2 separate regions of the Mus musculus genome follow, and region 1 is linked to region 2. A link is a loop called in an ENCODE intact Hi-C map of the cell type or tissue named here. Cell type or tissue: heart. All regions are shown on one strand. Each heading gives the region's core, and the rest is flanking DNA. Links, peaks and the distances in the headings are about the cores only.

Evidence for each region. Hi-C counts contacts between places; a loop is a spot of excess contacts. Peaks named below come from ENCODE experiments on the same cell type or tissue, not always from the same donor. Only the 100,000 strongest peaks of a DNase experiment are listed, where the experiment ranks them.
Region 1: a loop joins it to region 2, with 2.0 times the contacts of the local background. A loop is called at or near these places in 9 of 42 quality-filtered maps.

The regions. Positions count from the first base shown.
Region 1 is chr7:24,591,318-24,596,682 of GRCm38, reverse strand. Ethe1 (ethylmalonic encephalopathy 1) reads right to left here and starts at 2,775. Exons shown (of 7, transcript NM_001364014.1): 1 at 2,672-2,775; 2 at 2,121-2,265; 3 at 1,535-1,683. The coding sequence starts at 2,752. In heart, for the core only: CTCF peaks have their summits at 2,716 and 2,929; DNase peaks (open chromatin) are centred at 2,132 and 2,802; H3K4me3 peaks cover 1,798 bases; H3K27ac peaks cover 1,010 bases; H3K27me3 peaks cover 1,134 bases.
Region 2 is chr7:24,528,997-24,534,361 of GRCm38, reverse strand. Irgq (immunity-related GTPase family, Q) reads right to left here and starts at 3,714. Exons shown (of 3, transcript NM_153134.3): 1 at 3,458-3,714; 2 at 2,447-2,978; 3 at 1-1,096. The coding sequence starts at 2,976. In heart, for the core only: a CTCF peak has its summit at 2,490 (motif pointing left); DNase peaks (open chromatin) are centred at 2,611, 3,811 and 4,604; H3K4me3 peaks cover 3,743 bases; H3K27ac peaks cover 3,187 bases; H3K27me3 peaks cover 1,211 bases.

The DNA of each region.
Region 1 (5,365 bases), core at 198-5,197, 62 kb before region 2:
CTGTGCGACCTTGTTAGCTCCCCCCCCACCACCCTTTTTTAAACTTTTTGGTACAGGGTCACACACAGCCTTGATGTAGCCTTGATTGGTGCTCTGTGTAGATGAGGGTGACCTTGAACACCTGATCTTCCTCTCTGCCTCTCTAGGATTACATCACGCCTGTTTTTGTTTTTTGTGTTTTAAAAATTTATTTATTTTATGTCTGTGAGTACACTATCGCTCTCTTCAGACACACCAGAAGAGGGCATCAGATCCCATTACAGATGGTTGTGAACCACCATGTGGTTGCTGGGGATTGAACTCAGGACCTCTGGAAGAACAGTCAGTGCTCTTAACCACTGAGCCATCTCTCCAGCCCCATCATGCCTGTTTTAAGGCTCTTTGTTGCTGTTGTTTTAAGATTTCATTTTATTCTTACTGTGTAGCACAGGCTGTCCTGGAACTTTGTAGACCAGGCTGGCCTCGAACTCACAGAGATCCACCTGTCTTAGCATCTGCCTCCCAAGAGCTGAGGTTAAAGGCAGGTACCTATATGACCGGCTTGTTTTTAAGATTTTAAACATCTATTTATGTGTACCCCTGTGTATCTGAGTGTGTATCTGAGCAAATGCATGTGTGTGCTAGCAGAGACCAGCCAGGACATCTCTCTAACTAGTAGGGCTGACACAAACGAGCTATGTCCCGCATCCTCTTTCAAATATTTACAGGGTTGAAATCAAAGTCTCCTAACAGCAGCTACACTCTCTCAACCCCGCACACAGTCCTCCTCTCCGCTAACCACCAACCGCCTCCAAATAAACTGTCCCATTCCACAAGATCAACAACCTAGGGGCAGGGACTCTATCACTCTATCACCAGACTTTCCATCCCCTCCATCAGCTTTAGCATTCTCATCACCCGTTTCCTCTCCCTGGGTACAACTCCCCCAACCTCTGTCCAGAGCACCCTGGGTTGCAAAGCTGGCTAGAAACCTGCTGATTAAGCCTGTAGCCCAGAGGAGGAGGAAGAACCTTCGCCCCTCTCCTGGGTGAAGCAATGGGGTTGTGGCTAGGGTGAGAGGGTTTCAAGGCCAACATTTAAGGAGGAACCCACAAATACATGGTTAGCCCCAAATTTATACCACCATGCCAGTGAAGGCCACCTTAAATGGTAGCCCCAGGGACCTCAGTAGACTCATCCAGACCTGTTGCTGAACAACAGGGCATTCCTTCTTCACCAAAGGACTAGGTGCCTCCCTCAGCTCTAGACTCAGAATGCCCAACCCGGAGCAAATTTTATGGAAATGGCCAAGGAAGAACCTGCCATCACTGTTGACTTAGGGGGATTGGCCAGAGCCACACCTGCCTACAGCCTCCTGCCCTAGTGCTCCACCTGGGTTTATGGTACTTTCCACAGAGAACAGAGCTGAGGAGTCTGAGCCTAAATCCACCAACCCTTCTTCCATTGGGCCCAGCAGTCCATTCCCCGAGCACCCTCTTCTCTTCAAAGTCTAAGGAGCTGTGGCCAACAACATCTTCTGTAAGACCCAACTCACAAAGCGTCCAAAGCGGATGGAATCACCTTCCCCGATATGCAAATCAGCCTGGGCTCCGCTGAGGCGGGAGATGACAGACTGGCAGCCCGGGAGCAGGGACCGGAGAACCCCCGTGCCGGTGATGTGGTCAGCATGGCAGTGAGTGTTCACTAGGAGAGAAGAGGGAATAGAAAACGGAATGTTTCAGCCCACAGCATCCAGCCTTCAGACCCAGGAAGGCAGACCCTAGACCTCCCTCAGACCCTGAGGTCCGGACTCCACCGCTCCTCCCTCATCCAACAGTCCAGACTCCAGCCCTCTTCCCCTAGACCCAGGAATCCAAGCCCACTCTTCCTCCTCTAAACTCAGGGATCCAGACCCCAATCTTCCTCCTTCAGGCCCAGAGCTCCAGGCTCCGTCTTTCTCCCTCAGACTCTCAGACCCTGACTCAATCATCTTCTTTCAGACCCTGGGGTCTATGCTCCTTCATCCAGGGTCTATCCTCCAGCCCTCCTCCCCCAGACTCAGGCGTCCAGGCTCCTGTTTTCCTAGAGCGCTTTCTCCGGGGCCCCGCCTCTCTCATGCCCAAGTTTGGTCCTGGACTTACCAGCGTACAACAGCTTGAGCCCCAGCTCCTTAATCAACTGAGCATCCCGATGCGCTGTCTCCAGAACGGGGTCGATCAGAACTGCCTCTCTTGACTCCCGGTCACCCAGAAGGTAGGTATAGGTGCAGCTCTTGGGTTCAAACATCTGGGAGGGATGGAGCAACGGAGAGAGTTCCCGGACCTAACTCCCATGCCTGGGGGATACAGTATCCAGGCCTCCCCTTCTTCCTAGAATCCTGAAGCTACAACCCCAACCCTCTTTGCCCAAGGATCAGGAATCAGAGGGTCCCCCCAGATCCCTCCAGCAGAATCAAGAAACTTCATCTTCAAACAAGCACCAAGTTAAGGACCCCGCCTTCTCTGGTAATGGGCCCCAGATCCCGACCCCAAGCTCAGGGTCCCACTAACTACTCCCTGTTAAAGGGTCGGGACTCCTTGTTTCCCAACAGCCAGGCATGAAGGACGCCCCAGACCTTCTTTAAAGGACAGAGAGTCCTGCCCCTCCCGCTGCCCCGGGCTCTGGGTCCTTTCGTCCGTTCGCCTCTCCGTACCTGCCGCAGGAGGACCGGGGCTCCGGATGCGCTTTGCTGGCTCAGCCGCCGCCCGGCGACCCTGACGACCGCGCTCGCCATCGCGCCAGAGCCCGCTCAGCACTGAGCCCTGCAGCCGCCCCGCCAGAGCCTTACGCACCGGGGCTGACCCGGGAGGGCGGGCCAGGGCGGGGCCTGCCTTAAAGGAACCGCAGTACACACGACCCAGGAAGGAAGGAAGGAAGGAGCAAGGGTTGCAGTGAGACCCTGAAACCGACAGGAAAGGGCCCAGGGACTCAAGGCATTTAGAGATACTGTTATAGAAACAGAGAGAGAAGTAGGGCTCCCTAGACACTTAGAGCCACGGGACGTTTTCCAGGAAAACACGTGTTCGGCTAGTCACCTGCTAAGGGAAAAAAATTAAATTCACGATCATTCATATTTTGAGGACCTGTTGGACCAGTATCTGACACAGGTTCTCACTACAAAGCTATGGCTACTTCGGAAATCGTCCTGTAGACCAGGGTGGTCTCGAACTCAGAGATCCGCCTACTTCTGCCTCTGTAGTGCTGAGATTAAAGGCGCTTGCACACACCATGCTTGACTGAGACAGGATCTTATATAGCCCAGGCTGGCCACAAAATCGTGGCTATCCTGCCTAAGTCTTCTAAGGACAGCAACAACAATAAATATTTAAGATTCTTATTTGTATTATTTAAAATTATGTCTGTGTCGGGTGTGTGCAGACGAGTGCGTGTAACGGTGTAGATCGAAGACACTGGATCCTCGGGAACTGGATTACAGGAGGTTGTGTAGTGCCCGTGTCGGTTCTGGGAACAGAATTTGGATCCTCTACAAAGAACAATATATGCTCTCCGGTGTGTGTGTGTGTGTGTGTGTGTGTGTGTATGTGTGTGTATTTGTGTGTGCGCGCGCATGCACATGCATATTCTTTTTTGAAGGGACATATATGTGCAGTTTAACTTTGTAGGGTCAGGTTCCACCTTCTACTTTTACCTAGATTCCAGGAACCGAACTTGCTGCAATGGTTGCTTAGCAACAGAGCCTTCTGCTAGCCCCTCACAAGGGTTATTTAAGCACCTTTGTCAGAAATAGTTATTTTTCTCTGGTTTTTTTTTCCTTCTTTTTCCTCCTTTTGTTGTTTACAGGAGCTCTCTCTCCCTCTCCCTGTCCATCTCCCTCTCCTCCCCACTCCCCGTTATTGTTGTTTTTAGCCTGGATCTTTGTAGCCTAGGCTGCATTCAAACTCCAATGTGCCTTAGAATGACCTGGAACTGCTTGTGCACACACACATACACACACACACCTCACACATACACACACAACACACACACACACACAACACATACATACACACACATACACACACATAACCCCCACACATACATACACACATATACACACACCCACATACCCACCACACACTCACATACACACATATACACACATCCCACATACATGAACAAAGCAACTTGAGAAGGGAGGGGTTTATTCCGCTTACTCTTCCACATCACTGCACATCTTTGAAGGAAATCAGAACAGGAACTGAGCAGGAAGCTGGAGGCAGGAGCTGATGCAGAGGCCATGGAGGGTGCTGCTTACTGGCTTGTTTCCCATGGCTTACTCAGCCTTCCCAGGGGTGGTCCCACTCACAGTGGTCTGGACCTTTCCACATCAATCATTAATTAAGAAGATGACCTGAGGGCTGGAGAGATGGCTCAGTGGTTTTAAGAGCGCTGGCTGCTCTTCCAGAGAAACCTGGTTTAATTCCCAGCACCCACATGGCAGCTCACGACTCTCTGTACCTCTGTTCCAGAGGCTCCAATGCTCTCACCCAGATATACATGCGGGCAAAACAGCAAAGCACATGAAATTAAACAAAGATATCCTTCAGGCTAGCCTACAGCTCCATCTTCTGGAGGCATCTCCCTCCTCTTTGATGACTCTAGATTGTGTCAAGTTGGCATAAAACTAGCCAGCACTCCTATCCACCAAACTGTCTCAAAAACAAAGAATGTCAGATCTGGTAAATTACGTTATCTTAGCACACAGGCTATCAAACATTTCACTCCTGGAATCCTATCGATAGTGGGGACACTCCTAGGCTAAGGGTGAAGGGTGTGGCTTAGCCACAGAGCCCTTGTGTAACATGCACAAAGCCCTGGTTCACATTCCCAGCACAGAGACACGAAACCCAAACTCTCTATTCCAGTGGACCAAGTCGCAGTGCAGGTTGTCATAGAGAAGCAGCCACGGGGCTTAATCATGGGGCTGAGGTTCCGAGTCCAGCCGCCACAGTGCATCTTTCTCTGAACCCTGGAACTCTCACCATGCAAACCCTACCTGGGTGCCTCACAGCAAGACCTGTTCTATAAACATGACCGCTCTGAGGCATGGCTGTGGGGAAGGTTTTTATTGTAGATATGAGGGAGAGAACAGCCAGAGACATCTGCAAGAGTTCATAAAAGGGACTGAACACGGCCAGCAGAGTGGACCCACCGTGGGAGTTGGGGCTGTTAGCTAGCGAGGAAGACGAAGAGTGGGGCAAAGTGGGAAGACTGTGAACTAGAGACGTTTAGGGTAGGGGCAGGGTGAGAAGAGCTGAGAGGAGCCCCAGGTACTTGTGATACTGAGGAGCCTGCTAGCCAGCTTTTGTTTGCTAGGCCACTAGGCACCAGACAGTCATTTGTTTCT
Region 2 (5,365 bases), core at 106-5,105:
GGGCCATAGGAAGGAGAGCGCGCTCAACGCTGCACCTCCCGCCGTGCCCTCACCTGCCCAGGACCCCAGCCTGGCCTCTACCTCGGCTCGCGTCACCGGGCCCGGGAAGCGCGTGCGCGTTGCCAGTACTCCGGGAGCCAGGCCCAAGGCGCGCTCACGTCGTGCTACGGCCGCGGGTTCGAGGCCTAGCGCGCGCCTCCACTCGGCCAGCTGTCCCCGGAGAAGCGCCACATCGCAAGCCCAGCCCAGCCCTGGTACTGGGGCGGCGGCCGCCGCCAGGCTAGCCAACAGGGCTGGCCTCCACGCCCCTGCCCGTAGCGCAGCCGCCTTCCTCCGCGCCGCCCGGGGACTTGCAGGTGGCAGCGCCAGCAGCAGAGCTCCGGCCTGAGCTGTGGGCAGTGCGTGCTGGAGCCAGGTTCCGAGGCCTGGGAGACCGCCGGGCCGCATCGGGAACACGGGCGGAGGCGCCTCCTCCAGCACCTCCCATAGCTCATCCTCCGGGCTCCGAGCGGCAGTGCACCCCGAGTCCCCGATGCCAGCTTTCTTTCCTTCGCTGCGTGCATCCCCTGAGTTCCCATCACTTGCATTCTGGGCCTTTTCTTCTTCCAGAACCTCGGGTGGATCTTCGCCCTGGCCGTCCGTGCGCACACCGACGAGTGGAGCATCTGGGGACACCAATGAGCGGACCTGGGCCCAGTTCTCCTCTGTGGGAGCCCCGGGGGTGACAAGGATCAGGGCATCGTAGTGGGTTGGGTGAGGGGTGACGGCAGGAGATGTGGCCGTGGGGCCCAGGGGAACGGTCCAGAGCACTACGTTGGGGCGCTCTGGAGCAGGATAAGGGGTGGGCCCAGTGGGTGCTGAGGCAGGCGCAGCACCTGGGTCTCCAGGATCCAACCCCAGCAGCATATCTAGCACAAGGCCTACATTGGTGGTGCCGGCCACCGCCAAGTCCAGTCGTGCGCTGCCCAGGCGCTCCAGACCAGCGCGCACCCACGACAGCGCCGCCTCCAGGCCACCGGTCTCGAAGGCCTCACGAACAGCTTCCAGCTCGGCTGCGCCCAACACCTCGAAGCCATCCTGGGCAGGAGGCAGGAGCCTGCAGGAGAGAGGGTGGGAGATCGGTCAAAGGCAACAGAGCTTTAAAAGTAGGAAAAGCTGGGCTGAACGAGCAATTACGGGAAAAAAAAAAATCTTTCTGAATCTCAAGAATTTAAGTAGGGAACTAATGCACATAGAAAGAAGGCACGGCCGGGCGTGGTGGCGCACGCCTTTAATCTCTGCAATCTCTGCACAAGTGGCAGAGGCAGGCAGATCTCTGAGTTCAAGGCCAGCCTGATCTACATAGCCAATTCCAGGACAGCTGGAAATACAGAGAAACACCCGTCTCAAAAAAAAAAAAAAAAAAAAAGAAAGAAAGAAAAAAAAAGAAAAAGGAAAAAAAGAAAGAAAGATAGAAAGAAAAAAAAAAAAACCAGGTGAGGCGGGACCATAAAGTTAAGAGAGTTCAGGGAAGAGCTTAAGTCCCCTAGAGGTCCCGCGGGTAAACTAACCTAAGGTCAGGTTTCCAACCGAAACTACGATGAGGACCCTATTTGGACTTCTCTTGATACAGATCAAGAGATCGGGGTCAGAGCTTTTCCAATGGTGTGCTGGTCAGGACACGTTTTCTATGGAGTGGGGCTTAGAGGAAGGCGAGGACATAATGGCAATTTCAGTATGGCCTATGGTGTCCCTGAGGGTGGATGTAAATAAGAGAGACCTCATCTAGTACTGGTGGGCCAGCGAGGTTAACTAAACAAATGAGAAGCAGCTCTCCAACTTATGCAGACCCTTCCTGAGTCGCATTTTGAGAACCATAAAATGAGACAGCTGGCAGGTGGGGAGGGGCTGGGTGGATTGGCGGGCAGTAGGCAGGGTAGAACTGAGAGGGAACTGGAAATGGAAGAACAGGGCGAGCAATCGGAAATAATGCTCTGTAAAGGTTTGGTGTTAACGAAAGGAAGGATGGGAGGGGAGTCACTTGAGAACCAAGCCAATGAGGAGGATGGGAGTGCTGGAGAGGGATCTCAAATGTTACGAGAGATGGGAGTCCAGCATCTTGTCTGACACAAGTATTTGCATATATATATATATATCTGGGCTTGTGATGCCAGAGAGCTTGCACGAAACAGGACCTTTGTGGTGGGCTTTCCAGTTGACCCTTGACGGTGCAGGCTTTAAACGACAGAAAAGTGATCCCTGCTTATGGCAGAGTCTCCATGATCTCAAACTCTGTGCTCATGGGTGTGGTGGGTGCTGTCCTACGCAAATAAGTAGGGTATGGACGAATGGGCAGCCAAGAAAAGCTTGCGTCTAACACTCTAGGAACAGGGCTCGAGAACTTTAAAGACCTCCGTAGCTGAGTTGGATCTAAGGCCACCCCATCCAGCCCGAACTGTCCCCTCACCTCTGCAGCGCCTCCGCCTGGGTCCGCAGCACCACCTGCAGGCGCTCTAGCTCCTCGCAGCGGTCACTGCTGCTGCAATCCGCCGGCGGCACAAAGAGAGGCGCAGCTCCTAACCCAGCACTGTTCAACAAGGCTGCAGTCTCATCCCGGGCTTTAGCTGCATTCTGGGAATCTCCAGGGCGCAGATTCCGGACAGCCAGCAGCGGGGTTCCTCTAGCCAGGGCGGCTCGCGCTGCCTCTCCCAGAGCTGGGGTCAAGGGCTCCTCGCTCCCCTCAGATCCTGGTAGCACCAATACCAGCAAGTTGGCCTCCGCCGCCCAGGGCCCGGGAGCTGCGGGTGGGCAACTCAGCTCACCCAGGAAGAGGCCCGGAGCCGCAGCTCTCAGGCTGGGGACTCCAGAGTCCTGCCGTCCATCGGGAATCTCTACCGTGTCCACATTCTTACCGCATAACGCGGCGATCAGGGCGGACTTTCCCGAGCCGGGAGGCCCCAGGAATAAGGCAGTCACGTCACCCTGAGGCAGAGGCATTGCTGGAAAGCAAGAGGCGGGGAAAGAAATTGGTCAGGGAGCACGTAAGACTTTTTGTTTGCTTCTTTTCTAAGACAGCGTCTCGCTGTGTAGCCCTGGCTGGCCTGAACTCATTACGTAGACCAGGCTGGCCTGACATTCAAGAGATCGATCCTCTCCCCTCTGTCTCCCAGAGTGCTGAGATTAAAGGCGTCGCACTCCCCCACACCAATCAACACCCTCTCCTAACTGATTCACTGTAGATCCAGGCTTCAGTCCTCCAGCCTGTCCTCTACTTCCATTCTCCAGTGTCACGCTGCAGGACCTAGAAACTCAACCCCCAGGGCCTATTCCTGGGAGAGCCAGGTATATGCCCATTCTCCACACGAATGCATTTCTCTATTTAAAAAAGAAGAAACAGAAGAAGGAAAACAAAAACCCTCAAAAACCTGACTGCCAAACTCGAGAATGGTCTTTCCCCTCCCCATTCCAAATCACCAACCGATCAGAGAGGTGACACGCCTGGAGAGCACAGAGGCCCAGCCCCTTAAGACGAGCTGACGGAGGCTGAAGGGGCAGGAGTGTCCGGATTTAGAAACATCCGGACTCCTTCAGGTGGCTCTATACTGACGTCATTCCTTCCAAGACCGGTGTGTCTTGGAGTGCCACTGCGGAGAGGAAGAATTTTTGGCAGCTCCTTCTTTCTAGCTAAGGCTGTTTGGGCAAAGGCACAATAAAACCCATGCGCGTGCGCAGAAAGTTTTGGGGCGGTGCCCCACCAAGACCAGCAACCAATACGCCTGCGCAGTACGTGCAGGGTTTGTACGGCAAAGGGGGACAGGAAGCGATGAGCCCACGCAGTAAGCTTAGCGTTGTACGGAGCACACAACCAACGTCATCATCACGCACCCCTGTACAGAAAAGGACCTCTCCACTTGCCCTTGCGAAGACTTGCCTGCCGTGACTATATTAGTGCCGGACTGCAACCTTGAACCTGACTCGGGGACAATGGTGGTGCAACAGATCACTGGAGTCTGGAGACTAGGAAAAACTATCCCGCTCTCGTCCGGTGGCAGAGCTGTGGCGACCAACTGTCAGGCGCAGCTAAGGGACAGTCTTCGGGGAGGAAAGCAAGAGGCGTCCGTGACCATCAAGAACTAAGAGCAGAAGGCAGTGCATGGGAGCAGCGTGATCCAGAAATGAACTAGTGAACGCGGGCGGCGGTGACTACGGTGAAACAGTAATCAATGTCAGAGAAGGATGTCTCCTGGGAGAAGGCGGGCTCAAGTGTGAGCACCACTGCTTGTGCGGGGGTTATGGTTGACACGTGAGAAACTAGGATGGGGCTGGTAAGAAAGACCAAGAGTTCCACCTTCGAGGGAATTCGGTTTCGTGAAGATGAGGACACAGGGGCTTGAAGACCGAGGTGTCACAAACCCGAGGAGTCTCCCATGTGAGACTGCTGAAGCTTTTCTAGTGAGAGTGTCATTAGAGTTCAGTGAGTGTCAAAAAATAGAGCGAGGCCCACTAAGGTTGGTGGCAGCCACGCCCCCCCCCTCTCTCTTTCATATCAGAACATCGCCCTGAAGACACTGTAGAGGGCAAGCGTCTCCCAAGGAATGGAGTCCAGACAGCCCAGGAGACGACCTCTTTGAGTACTGCCAGAAAGAGGGGTTGGGTGCAGGAGTGACAGACACTAAAGGGACCTCCATATCTCGACGCCCCGCCCTGCTACAGGTGGCCGCAGTGACTACCTGCCAGGAATGACCTCCTCTCATGATCAAAATTATTTCCCTTGATTTGGGCACACAAACAGAAGCAGGACGACATTTAGAGGAATAAAGGGCTGCCAGGCGAAGATTGGGTTGTGGGGTGTGACTGGCAATATCATTACCTGGAATGAGTCCCCAGGGTTCTTGTCCCACTTTCCCCCTAGACTTTCAATATGACTATGCTTCAGTTTCCCGTAGCAAACGTGTGCAACACGGGCTATGGTGGTAGCACACCTTTAATCCCCGAATTTAGGAGGTAGAGGCAGGCCGTTCACTGAGTTTGAAGCCAGCCTGCTCTATAGAGAAAGTTCCAGGACATCCAGGGCTACACAGACAAATCTTGTCTTAATAAACAAACCAAAACGGGCATCACAGCTCACTTCCATGGGGTAGTTATGGAATTAGCTGTCGAAAGGGGAAAACTTGACTTGAATGAAATTTAATTTAAATGATAACATCTACTTTATAACAGCTGTGACCCTGACTGAGTGTTCTCTGCACTGGGTGCATTCGATGCCAAGTATGGAGGAGTGACCTTGATTATCTCATTCGGCTCTAATGTCGGGCTGCGGTGTACCGCAGCGGTAGTATCAGTGTCTCACAGGCAGAGACCACAAGGAACACATCTGGCTTGGACA